2 separate regions of the Homo sapiens genome follow, and region 2 is linked to region 1. Evidence: chromatin contacts called from ENCODE Hi-C or POLR2A ChIA-PET data. All regions are on one chromosome and are shown on one strand. Each heading gives the region's core, a stretch centred on a gene start or an enhancer-like site at or near the end of the contact. The rest is flanking DNA. Distances are from core to core; before and after follow the strand shown.

Evidence for each region. A loop is a pair of places that touch in the nucleus more often than their neighbours do. ChIA-PET counts read pairs that join two places held with the same protein, here RNA polymerase II (POLR2A). Pooled maps may share reads with other maps.
Region 2: a loop to region 1 is called in a map of Right ventricle myocardium inferior, with 1.8 times the contacts of the local background. The contact joins the promoter of LINC01177 here to the enhancer-like site in region 1. A Hi-C loop is called at or near these places in 3 of 168 maps with a recorded cell type or tissue (A673, Right ventricle myocardium inferior and left cardiac atrium) and 7 of 50 pooled maps. POLR2A ChIA-PET finds 5 or more read pairs at or near these places in 1 of 52 experiments (Panc1).

Annotation. Positions count from the first base shown.
Region 1 is chr16:9,307,122-9,310,826 of GRCh38, reverse strand. No RefSeq gene overlaps it. Among named protein-coding and RNA genes, the nearest start is that of LINC02177, 47 kb to the left of the region's middle. Within about 2 kb of position 2,131, at least 4 of the 41 ENCODE cell types and tissues checked have a DNase peak (open chromatin) inside an H3K27ac peak, as active enhancers do.
Region 2 is chr16:9,442,845-9,446,549 of GRCh38, reverse strand. LINC01177 (long intergenic non-protein coding RNA 1177) reads left to right here and starts at 1,565. Exons shown (of 4, transcript NR_126397.1): 1 at 1,565-1,617; 2 at 2,398-2,565. LINC01195 (long intergenic non-protein coding RNA 1195) reads left to right here. Exons shown (of 5, transcript NR_126349.1): 4 at 321-379; 5 at 482-537.

The sequences.
Region 1 (3,705 bases), core at 882-3,381:
TGGTACTCTTTCCACCCTGGCCCAGCCCTGCCTGTCACTCCCATGTTAGATTCTGGAAAAAAACAAGTTGGGAGCCAGTAGCACCTAGCTGCTGGCTTTTCTAACTCCCAGGAGTTGGGCTTCTAGATTCAAATCCTGACTCTGTCCCTCACCAGCTGTGTGCCCTCAGGCATGTTACTTAACCTCTCTGAGCCTCAGCTCCCTCTATTGTAAACTGGGCAGTTTAATGAGACTAATGCTTGTGGGAGTCTCAGGCCTGGACTCAAATGCTCCATGCAAAGCTCTGAGCCCAGTGCTGCGGATGGAAGGAGGGAGCTACTCTGATTTTCATCACGATCCTCTCTGATCCTCACATGATAATGCAAGGCAGGCAAGATTAACCTCCTTCTACAGATGAGAAGACCAAGGCTCTTGGATGAGGTTTAAGACCTAGGTCTTTCTGACTCAGGAATCTCAAAGGCTACTGGCCTTGGTGCAAGCATCACTGGTCTTCATGGGAATGGAGCCTGCTGACGGCTGGCAGGAATGCTGGGGTGGATAATGAGACTTGGGATAGGCTTGGGCTGTCATCACTGCAGCCCTTTCTGCTGACTTAGGAGGAACAGCCTGCAAGGTCCCTGGAGAGTCAGATCACTCCATCCTGGACCAAGGCTGTGAGAGCTGAAGGCTGCCTCGGAGATGCCATCACTTCCTCCCCTTTGAGCCCTGACCTGAGGAACCAGTGTCACAGAGGGTGGGGACTCTCAAGCAGTGTGCACCTGTGACACGTGCTGAAGGAGGGTCCACCATGAGCCAGGCACTGGGACAGCCACTACACTTTTCATCTTGCTTAACCTCTCAACCCACCCTGGGATGGTGATGTCATACCCATGTAACAGACAGAGAAACTGAGGCCAAGACAGGAGAGCTGACTTGTTTATGATCACACATCCATAAAAGAGCAGAGCCAGGGCTCCAACTCAGGTCTTTCTGGGGCCAATGCCCTTACTGTCTATTCCCTTTACTGCCCAGAGGCATCAGTGAGTTACAATCCAGGTCACTGCCTCCAATCTTAGTGCACCACTGGGTATTTCCAAGGTACATAGTAAGCATTATCTAGCTGGGCAGCTGATGAAATTTCTATGTTAGTGTTTTCCATATAAAATGCCTTACAAGGTACAATAACTTTCCAAACTGCTTTCATGCTCCTTTCAACTACTCAAAGTACAGACTGGGTCAGAAACCAGCAGCATTGGCATCAGCCAGGCACTTGTTAGACAGAAATGCAGAGTCTCGGCCCTCACCTTAGACCAACTCACTTAGAATCTTGCATTTATCAGGACACCACCCACCCGTGTGATTTACGTGTCCACTAGCATCCCAAAGGCAAAACCATAGACCCCTCGATCAAATCAGCCAAGGAAAAAGTCCTCATTGTAACCACAGCAGTTAAATGACTTCTATAAATACACACAGAGTTAACAGTGAGTGCCACTCCGTGTTTGCACGCTCGAATCTTGCACCCCTCATTGCCTGCCCCTCACTGCCCTCCTGAGAGTCTGTTTCATGGAGGAACTGGCTCCTCAACTTGAGCCCAAGTTCCTGCCTACATCTTCCAAATAAAAAGAAGCCAAATTGTGGGGATCAATTAGTCTTGTTATCCACAAAGGAAATAACACAAAAGGCAGCACTTATCAGTACACAGTGACCAAAGCTCCCCTGCAAGACAGGCAGGAACTCGGTAATTAAAAACTTGGGTCCGTATTTCAGGATCTAATTGTGTGTGATGCTTTGCATGTATCATAGCAACACAGAGACAAGCTGTATCAGCATTTCTCTGGGAACCTGCTTTTCCAAGGATTATAATGAACCCGGCATGTGACAAAAACAAAACCGCCCTGTCCGTCATTGAAGGCCGTTCCTAGGCTTGAACTACTTATGGATATTTACCTGCAGAGTTTGGGTAGGTAGCACTTTTTTCCATTGTATTCTTGTTTCTATTTGCAAAAGGAAAAGAATAACTCAGGGAAAATTTTAAGTGGGACAAGAAGTCGTGTGAGTGATTCTGAGTTTTACTGCTGCTTGGAAATCATCACCAGGATTTTCAGGGTTTATGGCACTGAGTTGGCCACGGGTCAACAATCCACTTGCAGCTTCAAAGTGAACAGGGGAAAGGAAACCGCCACTTACAAAACACACCAGCGATAGCTCCCACGCTTCATTTTAATGGATGTAATATTCAATCTCTCCAGTAATGTCTCCTTTTTGTGGGTGAGAAAACTGAGTATCAGAGAGGATGAGCCATTTTTCCCAAGGTCGCATGACCAATGGGCTAGAATACCAGCCCAGGTCATAAAGCCCAACCTTTGTCCTTTACACCACACTGCCTTGTGCTTCGGTGGCACTTATCAACCCTTGGCACAGTTAACTGCTGCCTGTGTGTTCAGCAAGTGCCAATGTATGAAAAACAAGAAACGATCCTTGTCACTTCACCCAGTTGCAATATGTACCATTGGTTGAATGCCTACTGGGTGTCAAACCCTGAAAGGACTTTTGCATACAGTCTCATAAATCCAGGGATAATAAGTCCCTACATATATGTGCCATCTCTCCTCCATCAGCCATGGCAGACAGCCATAATGAATTTAATTACCCCCTTCCTCTGTTCCCAGACACAGCCTCAGAATCTTTCTCAGCACCACATCGGGAAGCCACTGACTAATAAGGCAGAGTTAGTGTAAGAGGTTTAACAGAATGTGCTGGAGTCAGCTCACAGCTGCACAGAAAAGTAGATGGCACATATCTCTTCCCAAATCTACTCAGTGATGTCACATTGGCTGCTTGGAATCCACCATGGAAGGACTGTGTATACCTTGGAAATTGACAAACACTACACATCAGGGCTTCTGTTTCAAAGAGCTGATTTAACAGCCCACCACCAACTCTATGCCTCTTCTGATCTAAACCTCACTTTTCACAACAACCCATAAGATAAGTAGTATTGGGCTCCATTTTATAAATTAGGAAAATGAGGCTCAAACAAGTAAAGAGGGTTGGCCAAGTCAGACAACCAGCCAGGGCAGAGCTGTAATACTATAAACTCCAGCATGCAATGGCTGCACAGAGCAAGAGAGGGCGAAAATGAGAACGAGTAAAGCCCTCTGTGAATACGAGAGATTATTATTCCTACTGCTGCCATCATTGCTGGGCAGACAGAACTAATGAACCTGGACTTCTGGAGTTCTGCCAGCTCCAGGGCCAGTAATTTCAGAGCTGCCCAGGGTGGAGTTCCCAAGCCTGATCTCCTTCCTTATCATTAGCTAACACCCCTTATTAGGCTAAATTCTTAAAAGCCCCCAAACACTATCTAGAATCTCAATCTGCCCAGGAAAACCGTAACAGAATTTCCTCAGTGGCAGCGGAATCTGTTTACATGGAGCTGAGAAGTTTATTTGGGGTTGGGTTGTTTTGTTTGTTTGTTTGCTTGCTTGCTTGCTGAGTTTAGCAACCAATCCTATAAAATGTGGCTACTACGTATCTATATCACATTCTTTCCTTCTACAAACTCTTACGAACACCTCCTAATAAATCCAGAAATACCCTGTGAGACCTAGCTCCTAGCAGGTGCAATAGGATGGTGATGGGGGAGAGGTCAAAGAAAGTCAAGTAATAATAGTAATAGTTAACACTCACTGGGCACCTATTATGTAGCAAGTACTATTTCAC
Region 2 (3,705 bases), core at 316-2,815, 140 kb before region 1:
GATCCCGCTCCCAGCTCCCCTGGACCCCTGCTGAGGTGCCTGCTGCAAATGGATCATGCTCTGTATTTTACAGACGTTGTCTTGGTTGCTGCCATCATAACCCCTCAGGGCCCAGGTCTCACAGTACCCTCCGACAGAGCTATTTAAGCCCCCAAAAGCCCCAGCTGTTTCCATACTTCCACCTCCCAACTCTGAGTCTCAACGATGCTTGCCTCCTCCTCTCAGCATCCCACATCAGATCCCAAGTTACTCAGGATTTATAGGACTCTCAGGAAAGCAGTGAATCACTCCCCCTTTCTCTACGTATTACTCAATCACAGGTTCCGGAACCAGTTACCAATCAAAGGAAGATACCAAATATCTCCAGCCTTTGTCTTGGGTGAGTAGGACTCAGCCAGGTTCTTCAGACAGTGTTGAGAACACAGACCAGTCAAGCTTGCATATTTTCTAAAGATTTACTGGACTCTCTGTACTTTCACAGAAGCAGACAATGGCCCTTCACCAGTAAGACCAAGAGAATAAGAAAAAATAATACAAGTTATGTATTGAATGTTTACCAGTTTTCTAATCACTTCACAGGCCTTACCTTTCATTGAAATTTACAAGATCCTGATGCGTTATGTGGTTGTTGTCCTCCTCATTGTTGCTGCTATTATTTTGCAAGGAGAAAGACTGAGGCTCAGAGTGTTTAATTAATTTACCCTTCCATTGTCAGGCAAATGACAATGCTTTTTTGAAACACGTATCTGTGTTGATTCCAAAACCTGAGCTTTTAAAAGTATTAAAAATAACAAAAGCTGACATTTAATGATCACATTACCGAATGCTAGGCGCTAAGCTAAGCATTTAACATGCCTTCTATTCTTTCCTGTAATGATCCCACGAGGTAGGCATCAATATGCCCATTTTAGAGAAGAGGTCACTGAGGTCCAGAACAGCTAAGTATCTGGTCCAAGGACTTATGGCTGATGAGCAGAGAAGCAGGGATTCCAGCCCTAGTCTTCTGACCTCGGAGTCTACTTACCCACAGCACTATGGGAACCTCTACAAAAGTTTTATGGAGGACCTCTGGCCCACAGAGAAGAATTATCTCAAAATGTTTCCCTATGCAGACTCAGTCCTCTGACCAAAACCCAACATCCTACTTTTTTAAATTCAAATCAATAGCAAAAGCAGAGATTGAGATTTGTATCTTTAAGCTACAATTCAAAACTTTGTCTTATTCTTAAAACACATGATAATATACAATCACCTCCAGTGGAGCCACCTAAGCCCCCAGCTGCCCCAGCTACTTCCATACTTTCGTCTCCCAACTCTGAGTCTCCACAATGTTTGCCTCCTACATCAGATCCCAAGTTACTCAGGATTTATAGAACTCTCAGGAAAGCAGTGAATCTCTACCCCTTCCCCTACCTGTTCCTCAATCACAGGTTCTAGAACCAGTTACCAATCAAAGGAGATACTAAATATCTCCAGCCTTCGTCTTGGGTGAATGAGAATCAGCCAGGCAGAGAGGCGTCCTCCAGCAAGGAAGACCAGCTTGTGCCAAGGCCCAGCGGAGACAAGACACAATGGGGTATTTCCGGAGCTGCTTATACTTCAGCATGACACAGCCTGGTAAGTGGGCTGGGAGCACGCAGCCGCTCCTTTGTGAAAGGGCAGGCTCCGAAAGGTGGATTCCCCTGGTGTCCCGTATCCTCGGATTTTGCACCACTCAGTGCCTCCATTCCTGGGCAGCTGTCCTCAGTAGTACCCAGCACAGGCAACTGACCACTGTAGATCAAGACTGTTTCTCCAGATCTTGACTCATCTCAGCCTCAGAGCAAACCATTTCTACATTTGTATAATGCTATTCACCAGAGGCCACTGGTCATGACAGCTGTGACATCTACCCCCATGTTCTTTTGGCTGTCTGGTCAATTATTTTCATCTCAAAGCCCCATAATTTCCCAGGCTGGCACGGTAGCCAGGGCACAGGGTCAGGAATCATATATACCTAGGTTCTAGTCATGCATCTTTTCTTTACCAGCTGTGTGACCTAGGACATGTCACTTTGCTTCTCCAAAACCCAATTGCCTTACCGTTAACTGGGGATTATAAAGCCCTCCTTCCATAGTGTTGCTGTGAGGATTAAATATGCTAACCAAAGACCTGGTATGAAGAAGAGGTCCCATGTGTGTCATTAAGCCCTTTTCCCCTACATAACCAAGTGCATAGTGCATAGACGTAGTGAGACAGTGATTAGACCTTTTGAGCAAGGGAACTTCAAAGAGAGCTCACAGTGTTGCCAGAACTCTCTGAATGGATTCATTTATAGAGAGACTGTAAAGAAAGCACACAAAGCCGTGAACTCAACCCTTCACTTGTCCCTGCTCTTCATATTCAAATGTTGGAAAGACAGGACAAGCCGGACCAACATGCAGGGAAAGGTGACCACAAAGCCAGGTGTGTGAAGGGAATGAGGAAGGGGATTGGGCAGGTGCTCACTGAAGAAAGACATCTCCACAGGGGCCAGCCCACCAACGAACACCTTCTTCCTGATTCCAGCTGAGCCTTGGAAGCCAGGTACTTCCTCTACATGCTATGCTCCTAAGAGTCTGTAGACCCCACCAAAGGTCAAGAAATTGCAAAAAATCTTTATAGACTCTAAAAGAAAGAAAGCTTTTTTTTTTTTTCCTGGAGTGCCATGGTGCGATCTCCGCTCACTGCAACCTCCACCTCCCGGGTTCAAGCAATTCTCCTGCCTCAGCCTCCCGAGTACCTGGGATTACAGGCATGTGCCACCACGCCCAGCTAATTTTTTGGTATTTTTAGTAGAGACAGTTTCGCCATATTGGCCAGGTTGGTCTTGAACTCCTGACCTTGCGATCTGCCCACCTTGGACTCCCAAATTGCTGCGATTACAGGCTATTTTATTATTTTTTTAGAGACAGGGTCTCGCTCTGTTGCCCAGACTGGAGTGAAGTGGCAAAATCATAGCTCACTGCAGCGTCAACCTACCCACCTTAAGCGATCCTCCCTCTTCAGCTTCCTGAATAGCTGGGCCTACAGGCATGTGCCACCATGCCTGGTTAATTTTTTAATTTCTTTTGTAGAGATGGGGGGGGTCTCCCTATGTTGCCCAAGCTGGTCTTGAACTCCTGGACTCAGGTGATCCTCTAGCCTCAGCCTCCCAAAATGAAGAAGGCATTTTAAATATCATAGATCAGGCAGTTTCCCAGAGCAGTTGAGGTCCTCCTTGCTGACACGAGGGTGTAGCTACAGGAGCTGCCTCTGCTTGACTCGTCTGCAGCTCTTCTGGGCTCCCTGCTTCCCTCCTCTCCTTCCTCACCCAGTTGTGAAAGCCCCGTCCTTGTGTTGAGGTGCAGGGACCAAGGTCTTTAGAGTCAGATAGACCTCGGGACAAACTGGGCTCCATCATTTCCTAGTGCTGCATTTCCATTAGTTACCTCATTTCTTTGAGCCTCAGATCATCATCTGTAAACACACAGGGCATAATCATAGCATTTCCCTCTTGGGTTGCTGTGAGGATTAGATAAAATATGAATAAAAAGTCGGTCTTTAATACATGCTAGTTTCCTAGGTACACCTCCCCAGCACAGTGCTAAGTATTCGCAATAACAGCAATAACAGCAGTATTAAATAATCACTAAGCACTAGGCTCCGTGCTAAACACTTCCCAGTTACTGTCTTGCTAATCCTCAC